2 separate regions of the Homo sapiens genome follow, and region 1 is linked to region 2. Evidence: chromatin loops called from intact Hi-C (ENCODE). Cell type or tissue: adrenal gland. All regions are shown on one strand.

Evidence for each region. Peaks named below come from ENCODE experiments on the same cell type or tissue, not always from the same donor. Only the 100,000 strongest peaks of a DNase experiment are listed, where the experiment ranks them.
Region 1: it touches region 2 in a loop (3-fold over the local background); 6 of 110 quality-filtered maps call a loop at or near these places.

What each region holds. Positions count from the first base shown.
Region 1 is chr2:202,540,260-202,548,259 of GRCh38, forward strand. It overlaps BMPR2 (bone morphogenetic protein receptor type 2), which reads left to right. Exons shown (of 13, transcript NM_001204.7): 10 at 2,052-2,188. Among named protein-coding and RNA genes, the nearest start is that of FAM117B, 91 kb to the right of the region's middle. RefSeq lists a silencer at 5,422-5,491. In adrenal gland, no CTCF peak of the experiment used is centred here; no DNase peak of the experiment used is centred here.
Region 2 is chr2:202,274,545-202,282,544 of GRCh38, forward strand. It overlaps NOP58 (NOP58 ribonucleoprotein), which reads left to right. Exons shown (of 15, transcript NM_015934.5): 2 at 569-645; 3 at 3,406-3,458; 4 at 7,807-7,928. It overlaps SNORD70 (small nucleolar RNA, C/D box 70), which reads left to right and starts at 1,887; the gene lies at 1,887-1,974. It overlaps SNORD70B (small nucleolar RNA, C/D box 70B), which reads left to right and starts at 3,569; the gene lies at 3,569-3,643. In adrenal gland, a CTCF peak has its summit at 4,574; no DNase peak of the experiment used is centred here; H3K27ac peaks cover 3,442 bases.

The sequences.
Region 1 (8,000 bases), 270 kb after region 2:
GGAAGGTATGTGTATGTGTTGTGTGTATGTCTCAGAGACAGATCAGATACATTAGTAAATACCTTGCAATTCACAGATGGTATAGGATAAGGTTTTATCACATGGGGTTTCAAGGAAGAAAGTGATATACTAACTGCCATGATTATTAAATCCTTTAATTTTATCTCTCAAGTTCAATGTTGATGTTATTGATCAACACTAAGTATCTGCTTAAATGTTTACAGTATGTGAAACTCACTTGTATTTATACATAAGGCAGTATTACAACAAACTTGGGCGATGCTGCACAGATAATAGAATTAATCTTTGTAAATCTTTTTTAATATTGGTGGAGGGCAAGTATTTATTAGTTGTTTTGAGTATTCAAATAGAAACAAAACTTAAATGAAACATAAACTTATTTGTAATGTGGTTTCCATCTGGGTCATTATAACTTTGTATTATCTCCATGTAAGTGATATAAGGAAGGCTGCAGACATTGCCATTTTGCTTACAGGAAGTCTGAAACACAGAATAGTTAAATGACTTTTCCAAGGTCAAGATGAAGTGAAGATTAGAACCTAAATGCCTTATCCTCTGTCTTGGCGTTCTTCCTTCTAATTTATCTTGTCATTTTAATAGGGTGGGAGGACGGGTAAAGAGACAGGAACAGTCTCTGTGTTCTTTGCCATGGTTTCTACTAGATCATTGAGTGTTGGTCCCAGGGGTCTTCTATGTGGTTCAATATATTATATACATAAACTTAATTTTATTATCATATTTTGTAAAAATCAAAAGCCTAACATCAGAGTTGATTGTGCTTATTGGCAATGAATAGGGTTATTAAATAGTGATAAAATAGTTAATAATATTTAAGTCCATGATCTAAATACTACCTGTTAGTTAAAAGGAATTTTTAGAGCTGGGCACAGTGGTTCACACCTGTAATCTCAGCACCTTGGGAGGCTGAGGCAGGAAAATCATTTGAGGGCAGAAGTATGAGACCAGCCTGGGCAACACGGCAAGACCTTATCTCTACAAAAATATTTTTAAAAATTAGCTGGGCATGGTGCCACACTCTTGTAGTCTTAGCTATTAGGGAGGCCACTTGAGTGCAGGAGTTCAAGTTACAGTGAGCTATGATAATGCCACCGTACTCCATCCTGGGCAACAAAGTGAGAGCGTTTCTTTGAAAAAAAATTTTTTTAAAGTATATTGATTTTTCTTTCAAATGACCATTATCATAAATATTTTTGTAACATTTGATACAGTCTGGCTGGACTATAATAGAACCAATGATGTAATGAGACATAGTGACTGTTCAACCCACCCACTTACATTTGGTTCTGTAGGCATATTTGTTGTACTAGGTCCTGGAGTTTTTCCTCATCTTTACCCGCCTCCATGGGATCAGTGTTCAGGCATGTTTTCAAGTATTAAGTATGCCTTATAAACATAATAGTCTTTTTTCCCTGAATTTAGTAATACCAGAAACCATTTAAAAATACCTATCCATCATTGAAACTACCATTTGACTTATCAACAAATATTTGAGACTATTCTAAGCAAAACATTCATTAATAATGCATTAGACTGGGCATGGTGGCTCACGCCTGTAATCCCAGCACTTTAGGAGGCCGAGGCTGGTGGATCACCTGAGGTCAGGAGTTCAAGACCAGCCTGGCCAACATGGTGAAACCCTATCTCTACTAAAATATGAAAATTAGCTGGACGTGGTGGTGTGCGCCTGTAATCCAAGCTACTCGGGAGGCTGAGGCGAGAGAATCACTTGAACCCGGGAGGCAGAGGTTGCAGTGAGCCGAGATCATGCCACTGCACTCCAGCCTGGGCAACAGAGTAAGACTCCGTCTAAAAAAAAAAAAAGAAAAAAAAATCATTAAACCTACAGCAAGGTCTCTTTAGGATTTCCAAATGTGCCTGAAGGGGATGAAAAAATAAAAAGATTGTGACACAATTTTTTTTGCTTACTTGGTATCAGAAATACCCCTGTTATTCTATCATTTATGATAGTTAGAAATTTTATTCTGTCATTCTTTTCTACAAATCCACAGGGGAATCCGTACCAGAGTACCAGATGGCTTTTCAGACAGAGGTTGGAAACCATCCCACTTTTGAGGATATGCAGGTTCTCGTGTCTAGGGAAAAACAGAGACCCAAGTTCCCAGAAGCCTGGAAAGAAAATAGCCTGGTAAGAAAAAACTAAGTTATTAAAGAGAGGACTTATGACTGAATATGTTTTAATGTTGTTTGAAACAAAAATAGACTGTTAATAACGTTAATAGTTTTTGGAGTTGCCTAATGCCACAAATCAAACTTGATTTTTATGATGTTTTCAAATTTTTCAATATGAAAAAAAGTCAGTTTTAGTTCCATTTTGTTTTTTTCCAAGCTTAAAATACTATTTAGAGAGAATAACTAATGTGTCATAAGTTTGCCAGATTAGGTAACAGCTGGATAAATTAACATATTAATATTTTAAATATTATTGAAATTCTATCTTACTCTCTTGAGAATAGTACCAAAACTGTTAAGTAGTGCAGGCTTACATAACCAATGGCTAATGAAAATTTAGGCTAGACCTGAAAAAAACCAAGGCGCAGCCTATGAATTCTGCTAATTATTAAAAATATAATTCGGCTGGGTGCGGTGGCTCACACCTGTAATCCCAGCACTTTGGGAGGCCGAGGCGGGCAGATTGCCTGAGCTCAGGAGTTCGCGACCAGCCTGGGCAACATGGTGAAACCCCACCTCTACTAAAATACAAAAAATTAGCCGGGCGTGGTGGCGTGTGTCTGTAGTCCCAGCTAGTTGGGAGGCTGAGGCAGGAGAATTGCTTGAACCTGGGAGGCAGAGATTGCAATGAGCCGAGATCACACCACTGCACTCCAGCCTGGGTGACAGAGCGAGACTCTGTCTCAAAAAAAAAAAAAGCATATATATATATATTTATATACATATATATTTATATATATATTTATATACATATATATTTATATACATATATTTATATATATGTAAAATTCACAACAATGAAATATCTCAAGTCCCCTGCCATTTGAGTAAGTTGTTGTTACAACACTGAAAACATCTTACAAATTAACAAATATACACTCATATAATCTTTTAGTATAAATAGGATAATCTAATTATCTACTATCATTTCTGAAGTTTATTTTTTTACTTAAACACATTTTTTTAATGTCAGTACCTCTAGATGTATCTATTTCTCTCCATTTGGTCAGTATTCTATTGATAAAATCATATAATGATTCTATTGGATGATATATGATAATTATTGTATTAAAAAGGAAAAAACTACCTCTCCCTACTATCACTCTCCGTAAGTAACTCCCTTTAGCAATCTTTTGGGTTTTTTCTCTTCCAAAGATTACCATTATAACTTCAAATACTCTATCTATTCTTAAGTTATCTCTCGTTTACTTTCTCCCAGTTTGTAATATTCTATTATTAAATGATTTATGTTTTGTCTGTAAATTCATCTAATATTTAAATACAATAACGAGAAATTTTTGGTATTATGATTATGTAAGCATTCACTGCACAACAAAGTATTGTGCTTGGATTTATAGGAAATAAAAATTCTACATTAGTTACTAAAATCTCCCCTGCGCTTTGGGGAGAATGTTTCAAGTTATCATCCATCACTTGAGCCCAAGGGTTTGAGGCTGCAGTGAGCTATGATCACACCACTGCCCTCCAGCCTGAGTAAGACCCTGTCTCTTTAAAAAAAAATGTCATCAAGTCTCAGCTGCCCAGGAGGCTGAGGTAGGAGAATTGCTTGAACCCCAGAGGTGGAGGTTGCAGCGAGGCGAGATCGTGCCACTGCACTCCAGCCTGGGTGACAGAGTGAGACCCCATCTCAAAAAAAAACAAAAAAAAATTTGAAAAGTCATCATCAAATGATTTCTTTTTGGTTTCTTGTCATCTTTCTTTGTCTTGTTTTTAGGCTATACTCAGAAGCGCATTAAAAATCTCATGTCATTCTCTTTCTTGTAAACGATTGTTTTTTTGATGAAGTTCCTCCTTAAGTAATGTGTATTAGTATGTGTATGGTGGTAAACATTATGAATCCTTGCATGTTTAAAAATGTTTTTATCTTGCCCTCACACTCGAGTAATAATCTGGCTGGATAATAGTTTCAATATCATAATTATTTTCTTCACAACTTTGAAACTACTACTCCATCATTCTCTAGCCTACAATCTCCATGTGCTCTAGGCCCTAGTCTCCAGTCTAATGAGAATTTCAGTGCCATCCTGAATCGTTTCATTGCTTTTTGTTTCGTTATGTTTTTGTTTTATCCTCTTAATTTTTTTTCTCTATAAGCTTTTAAGACTTTATCACTAGAATTGTGAAATTTCACCTTGATGTTTGTAGGCATGGATCTTTACACACATTTTGCTTGGCACTGGGTAGGTTTTCAGTTTGAAAATTCAAAAGTTTCTTAAATTCAGAGGAATTTTCTTTTTTCTTTTTCTTTCTTTTTTTTTTTTTTTTTTTTTGAGACAGGATCTTGCTCTGTCATTCTGGCTGGAGTATAGTGGTGTGATCATGGCTCACTGCAGCTTTGAACTCCTCTGCTTAAGCTATTCTCCTTCTTCATCTTCCTGAGTAGCTGAGACTTCAGGTGCATACCACTTTGCCTGGCTTTTTAAATTTTTGGTAGAGACAGGGTCTCGCTTTGTTTCCCAGGCTGGTCTCAAACTCCTGAATTCAAGCAGTCCTCCTACCTCAGCTTCTCAAAGTACTGAGATCATAAGCATGAGCCATCATGCCTGGCCTGGTATTTTTTTTTAATTATTTCTTACCTTTCAATTCTTCCTTCTGGAATTCCCACTAGACAAATATTGTACCACCTGACATTCTAAGAATCATTTTTTTCTTATATTTTCCATTTTTTCTCCCTCTATGTTTTTCTTCCTCCCGTCCCCCTCCCCTCCCCACACACCTGGCCTCCCTTACTACATTTTTCAAGATTTACTCAGCTTTATCTTCAAATGACCCATTTAGTTTTCACTATTACCCTTGTATCAGTTATCTATTCATTAAAGTTTTAGCTTCCACGATCATAATTATATTTCCAGAAACTCGTTTGCCTTTTCCATAGCAATCTGTTCTTATTTCCAGAATGTAATAAGAGTGATTCATTCTGAAGGTGTTGTTTTTATGCTTTACACAAATTAATTTTCTTGACTATAATAAAAGGACAAAAAGTGAAAAAATAAGCAACTTAAATTATTTTACTATGTATTTTCACATTTCAATTTTAGATTGTCTTGGTAGGACTAAAATAATATTTCCATTTTGGATCCTGATTTAAGTGGGGTGATGTCATGTCAGAGACAGGGTAGAGACACATTATAGTTTCCATACAGATTTAGAATGAGCACTGTCTTCATTGGTTATCTTAGTCACTAGGTTACTTTCAAGTTTGGCTTCTGTTTCAAGTCAGATTGAAATATTTAAGTATGTGGCAATTAAGGAGCCTATTGTCAAGCACATACGTCCAAGATTGCTTCCAAAACTACAGTCCCTGCTATGGGAACTGGGACAGATTTTTGAGAGGTCCCTGATAGCAAGTGAGAGGCTGAATACTTTACTAGGATTAATTAGAGGTGCCAGCCTCACAATAGAGTATCCCTAAAAGAAAAATCTGTGAAATTTTATTCTAGTAAAATACAACTTCATCTTCCTTAAATTGTTTTATTTCACCAGCGCAAATGGGATCTATTATTTTGAAATATCTCTCGGCAACCCTATTATTATGAGATATGCATCATATGCATATTTACCTGAAAACTTTTTACTTCCAGTATAGAGTAGGTTGCCAAGTAAGGAATTCATAATACTTGGTTCACTTCCAGGGAATCCATTTAAATCTAATGTGCTACAGTCAATAAACTGCTTCTCTGCAGTGACAATCCAATACTAGAGTTAGGTAGCAAGTACATAGTTTATAAAAAGAGAGAAATGCAGCTATGTCTAAAGAAGCCATTTTTGCTTTCATAGTTGCATTGAGATTAAGAAACATTCCTTTAGTAGTAAAACTCAGAATCTTTCAAATATTAATGAATATAAAAACTAGCTTTAATTTTATAAATTGCCAGGGACTCAAGCATAGTTTAGTCAATAAAGGGGGGAAGAATAGTTTCCTGATAAAAATGAAAGCATAGAAAATAGTCTAAAGGAAATACATGAAAATGTTAAACCATAGTTATCTCTGAATATTGAGTTCATAAATGACTTTTTCTTCCTATATGTTTCAGAATTTACAGTAAAAATGAACTACTTTAACAATCACATACACATGGTTTTGTTTTTGTTTTTGTTTTTGTTTTTTTGAGACAGAGTCTCGCTCTGTCACTCAGGCTGGAGTGCAGTGGCGCAATCTCAGCTCACTGTGGCGTCTGCCTCCTGGGTTCAAGCGATTTTTCTGGCTCTGCCTCCCGAGTAGCTGGGACTACAGTCACGTGCCACCATGCCTGACTAGTTTTTGTGTTTTTCGTAGAGATGGGGTTTCACCATATTGGTCAGGCTGGTCTTGAACTCCTGACCTCATGATCCACCTGCCTCAGACTCCCGGAGTGCTGGGATTACAGACATGAGCCACCGTGCCCAGCCGGTGTTTTGTTTTGTTTTGTTTTGTTTTGTTTTGTTTTGTTTTGTTTTGTTTTTGTAGAGACAGGGTAGTTGCCAAGACTAGTCTTAAACTCCTGGCCTCAAGCAATCCTCCCACCTCGGCCTCCCAGAGTGCCGGGATTACAGTCATGAGTCAGCATGCCTGGCCCCCACACACAGTTTAAGGCTTTTGTTTTATGTTAAAATATTTTAAATTGGTAAAATAAAAAATTATAGGCCACGTTTATTTTAAAGTAGCTTTTTTCCTCCTACATAAAATTTTCAGGTATAATTTGTTTAACTGTACTACCATTCTTCATGTTTTCCATTCTTTTCCAGTTTTTTGTCACCCATACTATAGTGCAGGGGGACAATAATAGCTCACTGTAGCCTCGAACTCCTAAAGTGCTGGGATTATAGGTATGAGCCCAGCCTCTTTTCCAAATGTTTATACTCCATTTCTTAGTCTGTCTTGAATTCTTTTCTCTCCCCTGTTAAAATCACTTGCCTGGCTTTTCTTTATTCCTTAGTGTTAGTTTTGTATAACCTCTTGTAATCAATGGTTTTATCCTAATATATTTTCACATAAAAGGTGGCAACTTAGCCAGGCACGGTGGCTCACGCCTGTAATCCCAGCACTTTGGGAGGCTGGGGCATGTGGATTACTTGACGTCAGGAGTTCGAGACCAGCCTGGCCAACATGGTGAAACCCCATCTCTACTAAAAATACAAAAATGAGCTGGGTGTGGTTGTGCATGCCTGTAATCCCAGCAACTTGGGAGGCTGAGGCAGGAGAATCGCTTGAGCCCGGGAGGCAGAGGTTGCAGTGAACAGAGATCATGCCACTGCAATCCAGCCTGGACGACAGAGCAAGATCCATCACAAAAAAAAAAAAAAAAAAAAGGCCAGGCACGGCAGCTCATGCCTATAATCCCAGCACTTTGGGAGGCCGAGGTGGGTGGATTGCTTGAGATCAGGAGTTTTAGACCAGCCTGGCCAACATGGTGAAACCCTGTCTCTACTAAAAATACAAAAAATTAGCCGGACATGGTGGCAGGTGCCTGTAATCTCAGCTACTCAGGAGGCTGAGGCAGGAGAATCACTTGAACCTGGGAGGTGGAGATTGCAGTGAGCCGAGATTGCACCACTGCACTCCAGCCTGAGCAACAGAGTAAGATTCCATCTTAAAAAAAAAAAATGCGGCAACTCTTCCTCAGTTTATGTTTGCCCTCTGGTCTTTTTAAGAAATATATAGTACATTTCAGAAGAAACTACCAGTTCTTTTCACATAGTTTTAGTTTTTCCATTTTCTCTTTTGGACAAAATCTATAGACTTCTGTGATCTAGAATTCAACATTTTA
Region 2 (8,000 bases):
ATTAAAGTTTTTAATGATTACAATACTTTACTGTAAAGGGATTAATGGCTCTTTTAAAAGAAAGGTTCTCGGCCAGGTGCAGTGGTGCACACCTGTAATCCCAGCTACTCAGGAGGCCGAGGCACTAGAATCTCATAAACCCAGGAGGTGAAGGTTGCAGTGAGCCAGGATTGCTCCACTGCACTCCAGGCTGGGCTACAGAGCGAGACTCCATCTCAAAAAAATAAAAAGAAAGGTTCCCTGCCCTACCCCCTAGGACCCCATAGCTCCAGCTACGGCCCAAGGCTGGGGCAGGAATATCTCTTGAGGCCAGGTAGATTCTAGACTGAATAGCCACTGTACTACAGCTGACTGGACTAGATCTGAATTCCATTTAGCTGTTAAATGGGCAATTCGAACTAGTAATTTGACCAAAATTACATGCAGGGTAAGAAAACTAGTTCATTATCTTAGTGAAAGAAATAGCTTCTACACCTTCATTTTACATGTAAAATTGTATTTGAAGAATGCAGCTGTATATGCCTCACCTGTACCATTTAAATAAAACTATTTAAACATTTTATTACAGGTTCTAAATGAGAAGAAACTTCAAGAGGTTGATAGTTTATGGAAAGAATTTGAAACTCCAGAGAAAGCAAACAAAATGTAAGTACTCTTGAAATCAATAATTTAGCAGTTAACATTTAGGGCTTGTTTTATTTTTTACATTTTTCCCTGATTTATATAATGTTACATTCGTAGTTTTCTGTTTTGAAATCTGTTTCAGGAATAATTTTGGTATGAACCTAATTATTACAAATGTTTTACTTGGAATATAGGCCATCTCAATTAATTTGAAGGCAGTAGTCTCCCCCTTACCCACAGGGATTATGTTCCAGAAGACCCTGTGGATACTTTAAACCTCGGATAGTACCAAATGTGATTGCTGTCAGTAGGAACACATTTGTCTTCGTGTCTTCCACACACAAATGTAATACCTTTTTTATCTTAACTAAGCACTTACCGCACACAGGGGTTGTAACCTGCTTTTTGAGTTTTGCAACATCAAAACTAGCATGAACTACTTTTTCTTTCATCACAATTTCATGGAAGATTCATTCTTAGTGTAGATGTTAAATCTTTGGTTTTTTTGTTTGTTTTTTGAGACAGAGTCTTGTTCTGTCACCTAGGCTGGAGTACAATGGCGCAATCTCTGCTCACTGCAACCTCCGCCTCCTGGGTTCAAGCTATTCTTCTGCCTCAGTCCCCCAAGTAGTTGGGATTACAGGTGCCCACCACCATGCCCAGCTAATTTTTGTATTTTTAGTAGAGACAGGGTTTCGCCATGTTGGTCAGGCAGGTCTCAAACTCCTGACCTCAGGCGATCCGCCTGCCTCGGCCTCACAAAGTGCTGGGAGTACAGGCGTGAGCCACCACACCTGGCCTAAATCTTCGTATTTGTATGTATATTTAAGGGACCACACTAGTATGTTCCCTTACCAGATAAGAAAACCTTGCTTAAGATGACACTGTTGCCTGGTGTGGTGGCTCATGTCTGTAATCCTAGTACTTTGGGATACCAAGGTGGGTGGATCATTTGAGGTCAGGAGCTCGAGACCAGCCTGGCCAACATGGTGAAACCCCCTCTCTCCTAAAAACACAAAATTAGCCGGGCGTGGTGGCACATGCCTGTAATCCCAGCTACTGGGAGGAAGCTGAGGCAGGAAAATCCCTTGAGCCTGGGAGGCGGAAGTTGCAGTGAGCCGAGATTGCGCCACTGCACTCCAGTCTGGGTGTCAGAGTGAGACCCTGTCTCCAAAAAAAAAAAAAAAGATGACACTGTTTTAGGCAACTAGAAGACTAGTTTTCCTTCTTAAAGGGTTATATGCTTTGTTGGGTTAATCTGATTCGTTGTTGTCAATGATGTATTCTTCTTGGAACTGAATCTAAGTGATCTGACTCAATATTCGTCACTACCACTGAGACAACGATGAATCAACTATATGTTTCTTTCTGGATAAAATACTACCCTGAGGCTGGGCGTGATGGCTCACACCTGTAATCCCAGCATTTTGGGAGGCCAAGGCAGGCGGATCAGTTGAGCCCAGGAGTTCAAGACCAGCCTGGGCAATATAGGAAAACCCCATCTCTACCAAAAACAAAAATTAGCTGGGTGTGGTGGTGCACACCTATAGTCCTAGCTGCTTGGGAGACTGAGGCTGGAAGATCCTTTGAGCTCGGGAAGTCAGGGCTGCAGTGAGCTGTGATTGCACCACTGCATTCCAGCCTGGGTGACAGAGTGAAGTGAGACCCTGTCTCAAAAACATAAAGGGGGCCGGGCACGGTGGCTCACGCTTGTAATCCCAGCACTTTGGGAGGTCGAGGTGGGTGGATCACAAGGTCAGGAGTTTGAGACCAGCCTGGCCAATATGGTGAAACCTCTTCTCTACTAAAAAATACAAAAAAATTAGCCAGCCATGGGGGCTGGGCACGGTGGCTCACGCCTGTAATCCCAGCACTTTGGGAGGCCAAGGCGGGCGGATGATGAGGTCAGGAGATGGAGACCATCCTGGCTAACACGGTGAAACCCCGTCTCTACGAAAAATACAAAAAATTAGCCAGGTGTGGTGGCGGGTGCCTGTAGTCCCAGCTACTTGGGAGGCTGAGGCAGGAGAATGGCATGAGGCAGGAGAATGGCATGAACCTGGGAGGTGGAGTTTGCAGTGAGCCGAGATTGCGCCACTGCACTCCAGCCTGGGCGACAGAGTGAGACTCTGTCTCAAAAAAAAAAAACAAAAACTAGCCAGGCATGGTGGCACAGGCACATGCCTGTAATCCCAGCTACTTGGGAGTCTGAGGCAGGAGAATTGCTTGAATCCGGGAGGCAGAGGTTGCAGTGAGCCGAGATCGCACCACTGCACTCCAGCGTGGGTGACAGTGAGATTCTGTCTCAAAAAAAAAAACAAAAAACCATAAAGGGTTAGGATGTAACAAGAATGAGACCTGACAATAAGCTATTTTTTTTAATGGCATTTGTACAGGATAGACAAATGAATATCATGAGATTCCTAAAAAGGACTCACGTACGTTTTCTTGAGTCAATTCTATGCTGTATAATAAAGTCATCTCTGTACAGCTTTATGCAACAGGGGTTTGTATTAAAGCTTCAACATCTTTACTCTTGGCCAAAATTTCCTCCAAAGCCTACAACTTTCTTTTAATAATCCAAGCATTACTAGCCTAACATTTAGAAAAACTAGTAATTGTATGAAGAATATCTAACTTCACACCCTGATACACAATGGTAGGCATGTTTTATTGGTGTGTGCTTTGGAAACAGTCAAGCACTTCTTTCCAAGTTATGTGGCTTTTGAATCAACGCACTGCCCCCAATAACATGTTTATCTCTTTTTTTTTTAATTCTAGAGTAAAGCTAAAACATTTTGAGAAATTTCAGGATACAGCAGAAGCATTAGCAGGTAAAGTAAAAAATTAGAAGCTTGCTTTTTTGAAAAAATTAAGTCTTAGCCGTTTGTTTTTCTTGTTTAAAAGGTTGTTTGCTTCAGTTGCCTGTGTTAACCTTATTCAATGTTGTCAATGATGCATTCTTATTGGAACTGAATTTAAGTGATCTGACTCATTCGTCACTACCACTGAGACAACATTGAGTTAGCTTTTTTCACCATAGGGCTGGTTTTCCCCATGTGTGAGGAGAGGTGAGAAGTGGTTAAGTTGATCTCCCTGTGGAAACCAGCAACATAATGCTGAAGCACAATTCAGTAAAAGGTGTTCTACAAGGGACCAAGGTAATGTGGTCAAGTATACAGCTCTCTCCTCATTTTAATCCAAGGGTAGAGTTGTAATCCTGAGAACAGCCAGGATTCACAGTTGAAAAATAATTTAAAAAGCTCTTCTGGGGGTATAGATTTTTAGTTCAAAAAAACATATCAATATTCAGAGTTATACAGAAACTGACAGAGGTGTTATTTTTAAAAGATTCAGAAGAATGGATGACTCATACTCTTCAACTAGATTTCATCACGGGACAACAGAGTGATCGGGTTTATTTACTGTAATTGACTGCAGTAGGTCTTACAGTTTTGTTTTTTTAAGTGTTAGGGAAAACAGGAAGAGCAGATATAAAGCCCAAATCATTAAATTTTCAACTGCCTGAATTCTTTATCACAAATCAGCCAACTATTTGGCGGTGTAGTTTGAAAATGAAGGACCGTGAGGAAGAATATGGCTTAAAGCTGGGCAAGAATATGACAGATGCAAAAAATTTTGTTAAATAACCACAGGAGAAAGGTACAGTTTTTGTCTGAAAATTTGGAATCCAACTAAACATGCTGGAACATAACAGACCACCCTAACCTTGGCAGAGGGGTAGGCTGAAGGAAGACCCATAGGGCCAGTTTCTTTGTTTTATAAACATAGTTCTAGGGCTGCTTCACCAACTCTTCAGTAATTAGAGTTATATACAGCCATAAAAAAAACTGTGGTAATATTAACTTGGAGAATTTTTAAAAAGATAGCCTGTTCATCACAGCTTTTAAGTATGGGTAAACATTTGGTAAGATTCCAAGCAAGATTGTGTTAGCTGTATTCAAACTCTAGGGGGTGTTGTTGACATAGACTGGGATATGAACAGTTCCTAGTCCTGATCTCAAGTAGCCTCTTCTGAATTCCTTTTTGCATACGATCTTTAATCTGCTTGGGATATATCTGGCCAGTCCTTATTAAACTGTATTAAATGGACAAGCCAAGCTTTTGCTCAAACAAGCAGGTTTTTACTATTAATACCTAATATATTGAGCACATACTGATTGTCAGATTTATGCTTATGATTTCATAATTGTTATTTAATTCTTGAATCCTGTGAGGCAGATAACCATCATCTCTATGTTACAGATGATAAAACTTGAAATTTAAGCAGTATTTCCAGATTCATTTACCTAGCTTCTTTGTATTATTTAAAATAATGTACAATAAGGCTGGGTGCGGTGGCTCATGCCAGGAATCCCAGCACTTTGGGAGGCCAAGACAGGCGGATCACCTGAGGTCAGTTCAAGATCAGCCTGGCCAACATGGTGAAACCTCGTCTCTACTGAAATTACAAAAATTAGCCGGGTGTGGTGGCACACACCTTAGTCCCAGCTACTCGGGAGGCTGAGGCAGGAGAAACACTTGAACCTGGTAGGCAGAGATAGCACTGAGCCAAGATTGCACCACTGCACTCCAGCCTGGGCAACAGAGCGAGACTCCTTCTGGAAAATAACATAAAATTAAGTAGTGTACAGTAAATGGACAAAATGCCATAGTAGTTGAGAATTTAAAGTCAATTCCCCCCAGTCTAAGCTCCATGAGGGCAGAGACTGTTCTGTACTGTCAAATTCCTAGACGCTAGCAAAGTATACAGCTATAGAAGGTTTATAATAAATATTTTGGGGAAAATGAATGAAAATAGTGAATTTTATCAGGAATGCTGTCATAGAAACATTTACAATGCCTTTTCCTATCTGTTTTCACCAGAAAGTTAAATGAACATCAGCTAATTAAGAAAGCAGAATCCTTCCCCTGGGAATTCAGTTCTCACTGCCTATTATAAGGCAGTTTTGACATGACAGAACCACAACTAAATGGCTGTAAATGTCACAGTGTACATTTTAAACCTCATAGCCTTAGAGTTTGATGAGACCAGGCACAGTGACTAACACCTGTAATCCCAACACTTTGAGGGGCTAAGATGGGCAGGAATTTAAGATCAGCCTGGGCAATATAGCAAGACCCCCTCTCAAAAAAGATTTTTTTTTTTTTGGAGATGGAGTTTCATTTTGTCACCCAGGCTGGAGTGCAGTGGCATGATCTCGGCTCACTGCAGTCTCCACCTCCTGAGTTCAAGTAATTCTCCCAGGAGGCTGGGTTCAGCCTCCAAAGTAGCTGAGATTACAGGTGATACCACCATGTCCAGCTAATTTTTGTATTTTTTAGTAGAGACGGGGTTTTGCCTGTTGGCCAGGCTGCTCTGGAACTCCTGACCTCAGGTGATCCACCCGCCTTGGCCTCCCAAAGTGCTGGGATTACAAGCATGAGCCACCGTGCCTGGCCATCATTTTTTTTTTTTAAATAAAGAAATAGGGTCTGTTGGGGTGTGATGTTGAATTTGTATTGGTCTCAGACATTCATATATGCTATTTGCATGAAGTGGTTTATTTTTATTCTTGATTGTGTTTTCAACTTGCAAGTCTTTTTTTTTTTTTTTTTGATACTGATCTTCGGCTGGAGTACAGGGGCGCGATCCCAGCTCACTGTAGTCTCTGCCTCCTGAGTAGCTGGGATTACAGGCTCATGCCACCACGCTCACCTAATTTTTGTATTTTTAGCAGAGATGGGGTTTCACCATGTTGCCTAGGATGGTCGCATCTCCTGACCTCGTGACCCGCTCACCTCAGCCTCCTGAAGTGCTGGGATTATCCATTTGATCATAATTCGAATGGATATACGATCAGGAGGGAAGAGCAAGACCTGACTTATTAAGCACAAACTGCCTGACCTTGGAAATTGTTGATAGACCTTCATTCCTGCCAAGCATTTTTCTTTTCTTTTTCTTTTTCTTTTTTTTTTTTTAGATGGAGTTTTGCTCTTGTCACTTAGGCTGGAGTGCAATGTCACGGTATCACTTTAACCTCCACCTCTGGGTTCAAGCGATTCTCCTACCTCAGCCTCCCGAGTAGCTAGGATTACAGGCGTGAGCCACCAGGGCCAGCTAATTTTTGTATTTTTAGTAGAGTGTTTCGTCATGTTAGCCAGGCTGGTCTCTCGAACTCCTGACCTTAGGTGATCTGCCAGCCTCAGCCTCCCAAAGTGCTGGGATTACAGACTTGAGCCACCACGCGCAGCCCAAGCATACTTTTTATGTTTTTTGTTTTTGTTTTGTTGAGACAGGGTCTGTCACCAGGCTGCTGGAGTACAGCGGCATGATCATGACTCACTGCAGCCTTGAACTCCCTGGGCTCAGGTGATTGTCCCAGCTCAGCCTCCCCAGTAGCTGGACTACAGGCACATGCCACCACACCCAGCTAATTTTTGTATTTTTAGTAGAGACAGGGTTTCGCCGTGTTGGCCAGGCTGGTGGTACACACCACCATGCCTGGGTAACCCAAGCATACTTTTACCTCAGTCAAATGTCAGATAAATTTCAGAAGAGGTATTAGTTCGTGTGGGTCCAGAAAAAGGGAATATAGGTCTAAGGAAGGGTGAGAAATATAAAGCAGCTGATTTAGAACTTGCCAGAAATACCAGCGGTCTCAAAATAGAATAGGCAGCCTTTGCTACTAAGTTTTACATTGCTGGAGGTGTACAAGTGGAGATACAAGCAAAGCTAAGGCCTTCACTCAAACATGTTTATATTATGGCAGAACTTTGAAAATGATTACACTCATTTTTACTAGTTTTGATGTGATTTTAGGATATTTCAGGACAGTCTATTTGAAATGACAAAGGAAAGTGAGTCTGTTTTGTCTTCCCAAAAAGATTGTTTCTAAGATTTCATGATTCTCCCTTGAGTTCATGAGAAGATTCTTGTGAGAAGGAAAGAAACCCTGGACCTGATTTTACCCCTGGCTCTGTAGCAAAAATGAGGGTGGGAAGATCAAATGAAATTGTGAAACATGTAACTTATAAAACATATATCATTTCATTTCAGAAGTAACATTAAATTCAAGCCCTTTGAAAGGCCTATTTTATTTTTTTAAGTGTCAACTAGGGCAAGGTCTCAAAGTTAAAAATTTGAGAGTTAATGCTTTTGTTTTTCTTTTTCTTGAAAAGCATTCACAGCTCTGATGGAGGGCAAAATCAATAAGCAGCTGAAAAAAGTTCTGAAGAAAATAGTAAAAGAAGCCCATGAACCGCTGGCAGTAGCTGATGCTAAACTAGGAGGGGTCATAAAGGTAAAGTCACGATATTTTTGGTCATGCCTGCTAGTCAGATCTCACAGCATACCAACTACAAAGCCTAGCCTT